Regions from separate parts of the Homo sapiens genome. Here region 2 is linked to region 1. The links are chromatin contacts, found by Hi-C or POLR2A ChIA-PET in ENCODE. All regions are on one chromosome and are shown on one strand. Each heading gives the region's core, a stretch centred on a gene start or an enhancer-like site at or near the end of the contact. The rest is flanking DNA. Distances are from core to core; before and after follow the strand shown. Region 1 holds the start of ABRAXAS1 (abraxas 1, BRCA1 A complex subunit). Region 2 overlaps ENOPH1 (enolase-phosphatase 1).

Evidence for each region. Hi-C counts contacts between places; a loop is a spot of excess contacts on that map. ChIA-PET counts read pairs that join two places held with the same protein, here RNA polymerase II (POLR2A). Pooled maps may share reads with other maps.
Region 2: a pooled map shows a loop between it and region 1 (6-fold over the local background). The contact joins the enhancer-like site here to the promoter of ABRAXAS1 in region 1. A Hi-C loop is called at or near these places in 1 of 37 single-sample maps with no recorded cell type and 8 of 50 pooled maps. POLR2A ChIA-PET finds 5 or more read pairs at or near these places in 2 of 52 experiments (BJ and activated T-cell).

Annotation. Positions count from the first base shown.
Region 1 is chr4:83,480,381-83,487,897 of GRCh38, forward strand. ABRAXAS1 (abraxas 1, BRCA1 A complex subunit) reads right to left here and starts at 4,720. Exons shown (of 9, transcript NM_139076.3): 1 at 4,606-4,720; 2 at 1,774-1,864. The coding sequence starts at 4,692. RefSeq lists a silencer at 4,446-4,935.
Region 2 is chr4:82,457,378-82,464,301 of GRCh38, forward strand. It overlaps ENOPH1 (enolase-phosphatase 1), which reads left to right. Exons shown (of 6, transcript NM_021204.5): 6 at 2,604-3,800. The coding sequence ends at 2,743. Among named protein-coding and RNA genes, the nearest start is that of ENOPH1, 30 kb to the left of the region's middle. Within about 2 kb of position 5,179, at least 3 of the 41 ENCODE cell types and tissues checked have a DNase peak (open chromatin) inside an H3K27ac peak, as active enhancers do.

The sequences.
Region 1 (7,517 bases), core at 3,470-5,969:
ACAAAATGTATATATACACATATATATACACACACACATTTACATTTGTGTGTTTTATGAATATTGCAAGCTAGTAAGAATCCATGAAATAGTAGTTGCCACTAAGGAAACTAATGAGAGTTTAAATTTTTTATTTCCTACTTTATATATTTCTATTTTTAAACTTGTAAAGTAGCAAACAAAAATAACATACAGTATGAGTACAAACTGATATAATCTTTCCGGAAAGCAATCTGCTAATGCAGATCAAAAACCTTACAAGTGTTCATACCCTGTGACACAGTAATACCATATCTAGGAATCTATAATAGATAACGCCAAATATTGATATACAAGGATATTCACTGTAGTATACTTTATGATAATGAAAAACTAGAAACAGCTGATTATAACATATTTAAAGGAATGTTTAAATCACAGTAAGGCCACAGGGTAGAACACAATGCAGTTATGAAAAATAGTATTGTAGGCCAGGCATGGTGGCTCACGCCTGTCATCCCAGCACTTTGAAAGACCGAGGCGAGTGGATCACTTGAAGTCAGGAGTTCAAGGCAAGCCTCGCCAACATAATGAAACCCCATCTCTAATAAAAATACAAAAAGTTAGCCGGGCGTGGCAGCACACGTCTGTAATCCCAGCTACTTGGGAGGCTGAAGCAGGAGAATCGCTTGAACCTGGGAGGCGGAGGTTGCAGTGAGCCGGGATTGCGCCACTGCACTCCAGCCTGGGCAACAGAGTGAGACTCTGCCTCAAAAAAAAAAAGAAAAGAAATGAAAAATAATATTGTAGAGGATTATGCAACATTGTAAAGTGATCATGACACAATATGATGCCAAACCTTTTATAAAGTACACTACCAATTTTGTTTAAAAATACATACACATATATAGAGAAAAACTATATTAGACAATCAGAAAACTCCCTATACATTTTATTTCTTTTAACCATTTTTTTCCCTATGCATTTTAAAGGTTCTCCCCTGCTTTTCCCTAAAAGAGAAGCTGCCACCAGTTATAACTGCTTTAGCACCCACTCCTCAAACCCTTTACAGCCTGGTCTCTTCCCCATTACGCTCCAGAAATTACTGAGGATTTTCAGTCATCTAATAATCTAATTACTGCATTTTCTCAGTTCTCATCTTCCAACTTTTCTGCAGCATTTAACATTTTATCTTTTTCCTTGGTCTTCCTATTGCCGGGCCATCTTCCTACTAAACAGCAGGTGTTTCATCCTTGTTTCCCTGGCAGTAATCTTATCTGCTTCCTAAGTCTCATACTATTTCTTACTTTAGACCAGTCCATGGTCATAATTTTAACTGCAAAATGAGTACAACATATCCTTTTAAATTATTTTAAAATTAATATATATTTCTTATTTTTCTTTTTTTGAGACAGAGTCTCGCTTTGTTGCCCAGGCTGTAGTGCAGTGGCACAGTCTCGGCTCACTGCAACTTCTGCCTCTCAGGTTCAAGCAATTCTCGTGCCTCAGCCTCCCAAGTAACTGGGATTACAGACATGCACCACTACACCTGGCTAATTTTTGTATTTTTAGTAGAGATGGGTTTCACCATGTTGGCCAGGCTGGTCTCAAACTCCCAACCTCAGGTAATCCGCCTCGGCCTCCCAAAGTGCTGGGATTACAGGTGTGAGCCACCTTGCCCAGCCTCTGTATTTCCTAATTTAAAAATAATAATTTACGCTGACCCCTTTCAGCATAAACTATCAAATATAGGAGACACAGATGATTCAAATATAGGAGAAATAAATAACTCACCAATTGTATAAACAACTTCAACATCATCCATTTGGGAATCAGTAATGCTGTTCTTGGCTTCACCTTTTACTTCCCCAAGAAGAAAACCTTCCTATGAAGATAAAGAGGCAATATATAGAATACACTGATAGAATTACTGTTCACTTAACTAACCGTATTTCCTGAGTATTTTACTATGTATACAATATGTGCTACCAGTCGGGGGCACATATGAAAGATCTGAGATGCTTCTAGTTTACTTGGGAAAGATGAAGAGTTAAATAAAAATGAGAAGAGGCTAGGCAAGATGGCTCACGCCTGTAATCCTAGCACTGGGAGGCCAAGGTGGGCAGATAGTTTGAACCCAGGAGTTAAAGACTAGCCTGGGCAACAGGGTAAAACTCCGTCTGTACAAAAAATACGAGAAACATTAGTTAGGCATGGTGGCACATGCCTGTAGTCCCAGCTACTTGGGATGACGTGAACCCAGGAGGTTGAGGCTGCAGTGAGCTATGATCACGCCACTGCACTCCAGCCCAGGCGATAGAGTGAGACTCTGCCTCAAAAGAAAAAAAGTAGAAATAAAGAGGAGAGGAAGGGAAAGAGATTAGTCTAGCCTGAAATAATCAGAGTAGCCCTGGGGAGGCTACAGATTAGCCCTGTAGCCCTGGGGAGGCTACAGATTAGACTAAAGCTATGGGCAATATTTGTGTAGGCAGAGCATGAAGCACTGGGCACACTTGGAAGCATATAAGACTTAAAGCCAGAAATGAGCACACACTGAAGAATGAGCAGAGCACTTTGCCTTGGAGCAGAAGGAAATCAAAGATAAATAAGAACGAGCCAATAATGGGACACCCCGAATGACTACTCTGGATTTAACCACATGTGCTTCTGGGAGTTACAGAAAGCTTCTAAGGTACGAAATGACAAGATTAGTGTTTTCTGATTAAAACTCATGCACAATATGAAAGATTTAAATTCAATTTCAGAGTCTGCTTTCTAAAAGGAGTGCTGTGAGCCCGATTCTTTTAAAACTACTTGTATTCTGCCACCCCAGTGGTAATTTATCTGAGTTTTGGGGAATTCAATTTCTCTAGGCACACTTAAAGACCCAATGTGCTTGACAATGAAGATTTTATATCTTTTTTTTTTTTTTTTTTGAGAAGAGGTCTAGCTCTGTCATCACCCAGGCTGGAGTGCAGCGGTGCAATCACTACTCACTGCAGCTTTGACCTCCCAGGCTCAAACAATCCTGCTGCCTCAGCCTTCCAAGTAGCTGGGTCTACAGGCACGTGCCACCACGCCGGGCTAATTTTTAAAATTTTTTTGTAGACATGAGGTCTCCTTATGTTGCCCACGCTGGTCTTGAACTCCTGGGCTCAAATGATCCTCCTGCCTCCGCGTCCCAAAGTGCTGTGATTACAGAAATATTTTATATTCTTTATAATTAATAATGCTTTTTTCCCCTAAAAGTAAAAAAGGATTATTTCCATAATGTGAGTCTTTACTGGAATCACGCGGGGGGATATCCAGAATCTAGTGTTCTTGATTTTGATACTCAAAAGACGAACTCAGGGAAGGGAAGCAGGGGGGCAATGCAAGTGCAACTAGCCAGAAAAACCACCCTTTAAAGACTTCAGGAAAAAGATCTGAGAAACAGGGGCCTCCCTAGCACTCAGGTACTTCCCAAGGGCTAATCGTTTAAGCTACCGAGGATTTACGGTCCCACTCTATCTACACTACAGGTATTCCAAAATAATTTCCACAGCTACACATATATTTTAAATGGTCATATATTTGTTCTTTATTAGGTATTACTTTGTAAGGTTATCTGAAATTGTATACATAAAACATACCAATTCCAACCTTTATTAGGATTGTGCCAAAGAGCAATTTTGTAATGTTTAGATTTTGTAGAGACCGGGTCTCACTACGTTGTCCCCGATGGTCTCGAACTCGTGGGCTCAGGTGATTCACCCGCCTCGGCTTCCCAAAGGGCTGGAATTACAGGCGTGAGCCACCGCGCCCGACCTATATTAAGGCAATTTTGAGTAAAATAGACGTTATATCTTAAAATGAACTTAGCAGAAATTACTAGGCATTGTTCAGCAGGGTATTCTCCGAACTGTACCACACAGCAGGGAAGTGTATTTCAGATGCTTAGACTTTCTTTCTGCAAGTTACTGAAAGTGCTACAGGACATTAACTACTTCCGAGCTCAACGTTTTACAGCGTTTCTTTAATTTCATAGAACTTTTAGAAAATAGGCAACGTACTTTTAAAAACTGTTTTAACAAATTTAATAACGCAAATAAAAAGATATCTGATATACCAGATTAAGCTGTTCCATCCACTAAGATTTGCCACTGGACGCAACATCTATTTTTATTCCCTTACCATCCTACCATCGCAACAAACACGCACAGACGCTGCTCTGCATGAAAAAGTCCGCCTGGTTTTGCAAACGCCTGTCGGGCGTCGCGAGAAACGGAAAGTTTACCGCAGGCTCCGCAGAGCAGCGGAAAGACGCTCCGTGAACTTTCCATCTTTTCACGCCCAAGTTTCCACAGCTACAGGGGCGCCGAGGAAAGATGGGAGCGTGTGGGACACTTGGGTCGGAAAAGGGAAATAACGGAGGATAGCAGAGGGAGGGCTAATGCTGGAGAAGACTTCGTGGGCACGAGGCACCTCAGGGACCGCTGAGGGGGAGAGAAGGCAGAGCCGCGACCGCAGGGAGGAGGCGCGGCGGCGTCGGGGGAGCGGGCGGGGACCGGAGCAACAGCGGGGAGGCAGGCCGCGCGCAGGGCTCTTCCCAGGCGACGCCGGACCCCGCCCCGTCCCTCGGCTCACCGTGTCCGAGTCCGTGTTGAGGTGCTGGAAAGCGAGTGCGCCGAGCACAAAGCCCGAGAGCACCGCCGACGTACTCTCCCCCTCCATGCTACCGCCGCCTCAGGCTACACAAGAGGACGAGGGCGGGGCGCGCGGAGGCAAGACCCTGTGGTGGCAGCGAGGCGGGGCCCAGCGAGGAGGCGGGGCCTGCGCCGGCGCACGGGCTGCTGCGCGCTCCGCAGAGGGGCGGGGCGAGGGGGCTGAGGGCGGGCGCGGGCGGGTCCCCAGCCGCGCGCTCGGCTCCTCCTTCGCTTCTGCTGCCGGCCTCTCCCGGAAGGCCGCTGCATGTCGGTACCACTGCAGAGGGCTGCGAATTGCTTTTGGTGGCCTGCGCCTGCTGAGCGACCTGTCACAAACATGCAAAGCTATCAAAATGAACACGGTTGACAGGGTCATTTTAAGACAAGCAATGATTACAAGAATAAAAGAGTTGAGTAGCAACATTACGATGCCACAGTGGATATGCCACGGTTTTGGTTTTCAAGCTGCATTTTAGCACCCTTCACTCACTGAAACTTACAGAATACTAATAACCATTTGGGGATTGTCTTTGCTAGAACTCTCTAGCCATGTTCTGTGTCTGTGTGTTTGTGTGTGTGCATGTGTGTGTTCCCTTGCTTTTAGAAAACTTCAGCCTAATTTAAACAATACATGGATATTTAATGTTCTGACAGTTTAATGATAGGCATAATCATAGTAAGCTGGTTCATTTAATGTAAATGGTAAGGTGAGTGGACCAGGGCTTGGCAAATGTATTTTACACACACACACACACACACACACACGTAAAGGTATGTTTCTTAAATGACTGAAAGTAAGCATAATAGCAGACTACTGAATTAGTGTGGCACATTTGTGGGTTTTGTTGTCAAGCAGTTGTCTGTGGCTGCGTAACACACAATACATATGTATATAATTAATGATTATATATTTATTCCCTAGAATTAAGTTTCTTGCCTTCATTTTGTAGGGGTGAAGGGAAAGCTCTGCCCTCTGAAGGTTCACTGGAGTGAACTAACAAAAGAAAAGATGAACAGAAGGAAAAGGGATACGAATTTATTTTATTTTTTATTTTTTTGAGACTGAGTCTCGCTTGGTCACCCAGGCCAGAGTGCAGTGGCACCATCTCAGCTCACTGCAGCCTCCACTTCCCGGGTTCAAGCGATTCTTCTGCCTCAGCCTCCTGAGTAGCTGGGATTACAGGCACGTGCCACCAAGCCCGGCTTATTTATTTATTTTTTTTGTATTTTTATTAGAGACAAGGTTTCACCATGTTGGCCAGGCTGGTTTCGAACTCCTGACCTCGGGTGATCTGCCCCCTTCGGCCTCCCAAAGTGCTGGGATTACAGGCGCTCCCGACTGGCATACAAATTTATTAATGTGCCCTGGAGAAAATCACAGTAGAGTGATTACCCAATAATCCAATGAGGTTCAGATGCTTATGTACACTTTTTCATAAGGGAGAGGGAGATGGAGGAATGTAAGTAATTTTGAGGATCACAATTGATTCTTTGGATGAGCTTGAGGGATTGCTTGCAAAGAATTCTTTGTGGAAGTTGGATGAGCCCAAACAGCAGTCAATAACTTAGTACAAAGTTCCTCTGGGCTCTAGATTTGATGTTTGACTTTCAGTCTTCTTTCCACAGTCAGTAGATAATGAAATTTCAATGAAGGGGTGGAAGACAATTGTCGTAGGGTTGATAAAGAGTGGACAGTCGTGCAGGAGTATGATTACACAAAGGGAGTATGATGTAATGGTAACAAACTGGGGGAACTTAGAATGGGCTGTTTGTTCAGGTTCTTCTCTGTGTCCTGGTGTCTTCAGAGGTAAGGATATTCCTTTTCTCTATGTAAAGGGAGGGTACCTCTCAAATGATGGTCTTATGACCTACTTCAGGGAAGGACACCGGGTTTTATGGCCTGCCTCAAGGGAGATGGCCAGAGTATTCTTTCTATGGTTTATGGCCTGCTTCAGGGCAAAAGGAGTGAGGGGAAGGTGCAAATGACCTCTTTGCTCTGCTATTTTCTCAAATGCTCAGGTGCTATATTTTGGAGTAGTGTGTCCTGAACCACATCACTAGTTTTACTTCCTGCAACCCAGAGCAGCACAGTAGCTGAACCAAATACTCCTTCGGAAGCCAAAAAAGCTTGGGTATGAGTGGAGATAAGGAGAAATAGTAGATGAGAGTAAAGGAATAAATAAACGGGTTATATAATGAGGGAAATCCAATATTCATTAAGACCTCCAAAGAAACTCAAAGCAAGGGATGATATTGTCTCTTATCTTAATTATATCAGATGCCTGAAATAATGAAGATATATATTGCTAAGAACTCTGCTTTTGAAACCTGAAAAGATCAAATGGAAGCCTGAGTGGCCACACCCTGGGAGGCATTTTCTTTTCTTTTTCTTTTTTTTTTTTTTTTGAGACGGAGTCTCGCTCTGTCTCCCAGGCAGGAGTGCAGTGGCATGATCTTGGCTCACTGGAAGCTCCACCTCCTGGGTTCACGCCATTCTCCTGCCTCAGCCTCCTGAGTAGCTGGGATTACAGGCGTCCGCCACCACGCCCGGCTAATTTTTTGTATTTTTAGTAGAGACAGGGTTTCACCGTGTTAGCCAGGATGGTCTTGATCCCCTGACCTTGTGATCCACCCACCTCGGCCTCCCAAAGTGCTGGGATTACAGGCGTGAGCCACCGCGCCCGGCCTGGCATTTTCATATGATAGGCTGATGGACTGGACAGGTTATTAGTAATTGAATGGGGTTTTAGAAATGTGCAACTATCTTTTAACTCTTATGATTCTTTGCTATAAGGAATCAGTGGTCAAAGATCAAGGATTTGTCTGTAGTATAGTAAAAAAGAAAATAAATAT
Region 2 (6,924 bases), core at 3,929-6,428, 1.0 Mb before region 1:
ATGGCTCACTCCTGTGGTCCCAGCTGCATGGGAGGCTGAGGCAGGGGCATCAGGTGAGCCCAGGAGGTCGAGGCCGCAGTGAGCCGTGTTTGTGCCACTGCACTCCAGCCTGGGTGACAGAGCAAGACTGTCTCAAAAAAGAATGAACCAACTCTGGGGGTTGCATGTGGGGAAGTGGCATTGAAAAGACTAACTCTTCTCGTTTAACTCCTTGTCCGTGATTTCCCAGCCATCGCTATGTACACACACACACACACTATGACACAGGAAATTAACAGGAAGACTTAGAGGAGTTGTCATGGGAAGGAGCATGCAAGCGGGGTTGTGAGTATAAGGGGTAGGTAGTTGAGCCAGCCAGTTCTGGGATTAAATGCACAGTTCCATTTGTGATCCCCGGACCTTTGCTCTATCTCAATATTAAGAATTATAACCCCTGTCCTTAGACCACTTATAGTTTCTTCATATTCTTGTGTTTAGCCACTTAATTTTTGTATTTGGGATCACATAGTACATCTATAATTTCAGATCTTTCTCTTCTCATTTAAGCCATTTCCTCAGTTGCAATTGTAGAAATTATTCCTAATTTTGGAGAATAGAAATAATCCCTAAATTGGCTTCAAAATGAAATTAGCTCCCTTTGATTCTCTGTAAGGAGGTTTTATTCCTGCCCTTCATCTTCTGCTGGCCCCATACACACTTAGGCCAGAACTTGGGTCATCGGCAGCTGGGATGAGGCAGGGAGCTGTCTGCCTGCTTGCTCTTTTCTCTCTGGTCCTGTTTTGGTACCACATGCCCAGACTTCCACTGCTGAGGCAGAATGAAAAACTAAGTTAATATCCCAAATAATGGCTGGGCGCGGTAACTCACACCTATAATCCTAGCACTTTGGGAGGCCAAGGTGGGTGGATCATTTGAGGTCAGGAATTCAAGACCAGCCTGGCCAACATGGTGAAACCTTGTGTCTACTAAAATACAAATATTAGCCAGGCAGTAGTGGTACACGCCTGTAATCCTGGCTACTCGGCTGGGGGCTGAGGCAGGAGAATTGCTTGAGCCTGGGAGGCGGAGGTTGGGATGAGCCGAGATCATGCCACTGCACTCCAGCCTGAGCGACAGAGAGAGACCCTTCTGAAAAAACACAATAAAATAAAAAATAAAATCCCAAATAATACCCAAGTATGAAAAAGTGTCTCAGCATTACAACAGTAGAGCAAATAGATGCTTAGGGATAAAACTTGCCCTGCAGTGAATTAGATAAAAAGCCTGAATATGGAACGGCCACTTGTAGTGTCAAGTCCCATGTGGATTGTGATGGCTTAACTTGGTCATATTCCCGGGTTGCCAGTCACGATGAAAACTTTGCTCAGGGCAGTCAGGCTAGGAAGTAGGGGTGAGTGGAAGATAGCTGCCTTTCTCCAATGGCATCTGCAGAGGTGGTCTGAAGAAGACATTCCCACACAGAGAGGGGAGTCTTGAGTACTGTTTGCTCTGGGAAAGTGACAGGCCCTTTCACAGGCAGAACAGAAAGCAGGCACTTGAGGAGGTGGGTGGGTGGAAGAAACAGCTCAGCCCCAGTGTGTCTCCTGGGAACTTAACTCTCTCAGCACGACTGCCCTTCAGTTAATCTGTTCAGGTGCTGTGACTCTTCTCCAAAGGCTGAGAAACTAATGGTGATTACTCTTACACCAAATCTAAATTCCACGGGATTTATATATATATATTCCAGATTTCTCACCAGTTTTGTTCTATCTGTCCTAGTAAGCGCCATCTCTCTTATCACAGGCCTGTATCCCATTTCCCACTCTAACTTGCTCCATTCTAGGCTGGGAGTATGACATGTTTAGGGTCTGGAGGTAAGAGCAGATATCTTGGGCTGATTAAACCATAGGATTCCATTTGTCCCATTATCTTCTTTGTGTTTTTATTTTTTTGATACAGGGTCTCACTCTGTCACCCAGGCTGGAGTGCAGTAGTGCGATCTCGGCTTGCTGCAGCCTTGACCTCCTGGGCTTAAGCAATCCTCCCACCTCAGCACTCTTGAGTAGCTGGGACTACAGGCACACGCCACCACGCCCGGCTAATTTTTGTATTGTTTTGTAGAGATAGAGTTTCACCATGTTGCCCAGGCTGGTCTCGAACTCTTGGACTCAAGTCTGGCGTTCAAGTGAACTCCTGGGTCCACCGTGCCCAGCCCCATATCATTTTAATTCGTGTTACCAACAGCTTGTCCTTTGGGAAACAGCTCAGTTCTCGGTATGGGCTGATGGGAGGAAGTGGAGGAAAGGTGTAGGACAGAACATGGCTCCATCCTTCTGCATTCATAAGTACTTAATAAAGCTCAGAAGTGTAGGATACACTGCCATTCTCTTCTGTCAAGTACAGTTACGTATTTTTTAAAATTTTATCATGGAAAAATTAAAACATACATAAAAGAGATAATAATATAGTCAACCCCAGGGTGCCCATCTTTTAGCTTCAACAGTCATCAAATCAGGGCCAAATTCATTTCTTCCATCCCCACATCCCCCTGCTGACTTTGCTGCAAATCTCAGACATCATTTTTTGGTGTTTCTGACACACACACATCCTTTGATTTTTCACAGAGGCCAGTGCTGCTGAGGAAGCAGATGTGCACGTAGCTGTGGTGGTGAGACCAGGCAACGCAGGATTAACAGATGATGAGAAGACTTACTACAGCCTCATCACATCCTTCAGTGAACTATACCTGCCTTCCTCAACCTAGAGAAGGGTTGTTAAGGCAGACCGCCCTGTTCCCCAGAGTTGTCCCTGTAGTGTCTAGGTTTATTCTAATGGTAAAAGTAACTTACTTAAAAAACATATGTACACATATGTATGCAAGTATGTATATATGTGTATGCTCAGATTAACTTCCATAGGTACATAAGTGAAAGAAGTCTCAGTTCAGTGAACACAAAACTTATTTAAAGATGCTTTATATGTAGAAATTGTTTCAAATCATACTCTAACCCTTAGTGAGGGCAAAGTGTAGTTGGTAGAAGAAATTGCTAAATACCTATCTAATGTGCTATGTTTATCAAATCGTGTACTAAAATGGAAAGCTAGTTTTGAGAAATTATTCAGAAGCCTTGTTATTTTAAAAATGAAATATTTCAAAGACTGAATATTTTCAAAGAAAATGAATAATTCATTGCCCTTGTGATTTAGAAGATTATAACAGCTGTATTTCATATTTGCCTCCTTATATATATCAAAGACCAAGGTATTTCCTTCTGCTTCAAAAGAACAAAATTGGGAAAGAAAACTCACTTGAGTCTTGATCAAACAAGTGTCTTTTACTTAAGAAGAAACTTGGTAATCATTGTGGCACCCACAGCAAGCAGTTGCCTTACCAGTGAAAAAGGTGCACTGAGGTAACATCTAAAACAGAGATGTGGTTCTTAATGTTTAACAGAACAGTTCTAATCCTGCCACGTGTTATCATTATAGATTTTATAGTTGCCTTTCTAACTACTTAGCACAGTTTGAGAATACGTTAATTGCTATTTACTATTTAAAAAGTTTTACTGAAATCAGTCCATAACATTAAGATGAGCCCTAATATGTAAGATTTTCCTCTGGAATGGATGTGAGAAATGTAAATTTTATAACAGCAGTATTTATCCTGGTTTAATTCTAATACGATGTCATGTTAATTTCATGTTGTGATTAATAAAAGCATTTTTTCTTCACTCAGTTTTATATAGGTTCCTGAACTCTATCCACATGCCGCCATAGCAAAAGAGAAACTGAAAAACAAGAATATTTAGCTCTTATCTTAATCGTGTATCATGTGTGTGTTTTAATGGAGTGCCGGTGGCAATTCATGGTTATTATTTGAGTTATGTATACATATAAGGTTACTATTCCATTTGGATAGTAAGCATTCAGGATATGAGTGGAGTTCCTTATATTTTTGAGAATCTTAACTTTGAGGTCTCTAAGGTAATGCTTGAAGGAGGGAGTTACTCTCCTAACTAATCAAGAAAAACTCACGAATCCTGGAGGAGCAATTTTAGAAATGCTTTGAATAAGGAAAAAGAAGTCTTAGAACTATGAGAGGACAGGGGATATAAAAGATTTTATGTTGATAATTTTGATCTAGTAGCCAATTAAGAAATCTAGGGTCTATGAAAATATATGAATAAAAAAGAAAGGAAATGAGTTTAGGTACATCTTAGAAATGGGAATAATTTGTAAATGATGATAAAACCACAAATAGTAATAAAAGGATGAACTTAATACCTTTTTTGGAAAGCTCATAGGCAGATGGCAGAAAGGGGTATATCTTAATGTTATTTAAGGAGTAGTTGGAAAATGAAGAAATGAGAAGATTAGGCACTAGGATCTAGATTAGAAAGGAATTGAATAAAAAGGAAGGCACACAGCATCTAGCCAGCAAAGGATTGAGGTGGAGAGGCATTTTACTACCCATGTACACTGAGTAAGGAGGACAGAAAATCAATAGATTTCAGGAATTAAGAGAAAATTGAAGTATCAGATTTATTTTGCAAAGTAAGGGAAAAACTAGTTGAATGGAATCGTTTTTAGATCCTAGGAAAACCATTCACAAATGATGGAGAAAGGTCGTAGGAAGAATTTGAAAGATAAAGTAGATTGGCAAGAGAGGAAAAATACCTATCTAAGAATGTAAGCAGTGATACACAATGTATACATGTATTGAAACACCACAGTGTACCCCATAAATATGCACAGTTATGCATCATTAAAAAACTTTTTTTAATGTGGATAATGAGCTAGAAGATGAAGTCAGATGAATTCATAGTCCTTATGAGGGGAAGGAAGGCAAAAAACCTCTGGAACTTCCAAAAAGAGGACAAAGGCCTCAGCCTCTTGTTTGCAGAGAATATGGAGGACAAAAGCGTCTTAAAGTTGTGGCTCTTTTTATTCCTGTTTATTAATCCAGATGTACCTCTGTTGTTCTCTTTCCTACAGTGGCGCTGATTTCTAATCTTGGGTCAAAGCCCAGGTTGGTTTTTTAGAAGAGAAGCCCTTAACAGAAGATTCTCTAATCTTATCAACATTTCTGGAGTAGCAGGACTTCTTTTTGGTCTGGAAAGCGGGTTTTAGTTGCTACGCAGAATGTCAAATGTGTAGTTGCACAAGGAAAGGTTGAAAGCCACTGGCTTATTGCCAGGGCAGATGCACGGCAGCCTTTCCCCAGCAGATGGTGCTGTTTCTCCAGACTTGATATGAAGTGTGAGGCTCCACCCCTCCTCCCCCCCTCCCCCAACCCCCGCCCCGTCGCCCGCCAAATACAGCAGATGGAGCTAAGAGAGAGAAAACTATATTTTGTTTATCCTTACAAGCCAAAAGCTTGATGTTGCAAGAGTTGGAGTAGTTTGGAAAAAATGGCAGTAATCCTGAATGAAATCCAACTATCTAATATTCCTTTTCCTCAATAAAAAATTAGTGATTTTTAGCCCCTTTTTCCAGCGGCAGTGTTAAAAAGGGATTGTTTTCAGGGCTTTTTTTATTCCCACGAGTACAAAGTTGAGTATAATATATTCCAAAAGTTTGTTAACCTACCACCTGTGCCCAGATGGCAAAGTGATATTATCCTCAACCTAATATTTAAGAATAACGTGGAGTTTTTACTAAAACACTTGGAGTAACTGACAGAAGTAAAATTTCTACCTTACAAATTCAACCCAAATTTATTCCTTAAATATTTATTAAGCATTTACCTTGCATCCCAGATCTGCTATGAGGGGACAAAGTTCCTCTCTACTCCCATTGTGCATACATTTTTCGAGAAGAGAAACAATGGTGACTAAGACAAGAAAAAATTAGATACTAGTAAGCGCTCTGCAGAGAACACAGGGTAGAATAACTTTACAGGAGGGGTGATGAGAAGGTGACATCTAATCTAAATGACATGGAAGACATGTAGGAAACTAGGAGAACTGGTGTTCCATGCAGATGGAACAGCATAGCACAGATCTAGGGCAAAGCTTGGCCTTTTTCAGGAATTGAGAGCCCAGTGGCTGGATACCATCAGAGAAGTGGGCTGAAGCCAGATGATAGTGCTTTGTACTCCAGTAAGAAGTTTGAATTGTATTCTAAGTATGGTAAAAAGCCCCTGGAGGACTTTGAGCAGAAGATAACCTGAGTGGTTTACATATTTAAGGAATTCTGTATGGAATGGAGAATGGTTTATAAGTGGGCATGACTGCATGCAGGAAGGTGAGTTAAGTATATCAGGGTTGAGTGCTGCAGGCAAAAATCACAAGGAGTTAGGTGTATACAACATCAGTGGAAGAACTGGGAGAAGAGTCAGGGCAACTACCACTGGACTGTGGAGTTAGAGGACACCTCACAGTGGTTAGCTCAGGAAGCCTGCTACCATTGCCACTGTAGCTCATGCCCACGACGCTGGCCAGACTCTGGAATGCCAGGCCCCATTGCTGCAACCTCTCCAAACAGAACACTTCCATCTCTTCTCCAATTAGGGGGTAAAATTGGCACTTGAGAGAGTCAATCTACTGGGTCTGAGAAGGCTGTTGTAGTAATGAAGGTAAGGGATGGTGGTGGCTTGCCTTAGGGTGGTAAAAGCAGAAATAGAAGTGGAAAGATTCAGAATAGGTTTTAGACATGACAGTGACCACTTATTGATTGATTGGATTTGAAAGGGTAACTCTTACATTTTTAGCTTAAGCAACTGGATAGATGATACTACTGGAAAAATAGCAGTGCTGCTGATAATAATGTAAAGCCAATGTAGATCCTGATGTCAACATGACCGAAGAGCAGTTGGATATAAGTCTAGAGTTCAGAATGCTGGCCTGGCTGGAGATCAGATTTGAGAGTTCACTGGCATAGAGATGCTATTAAAAGCCATGGGATGGGGTTGCTTAGGAAGAGTCTGTTGATAGAGAAGAGAGC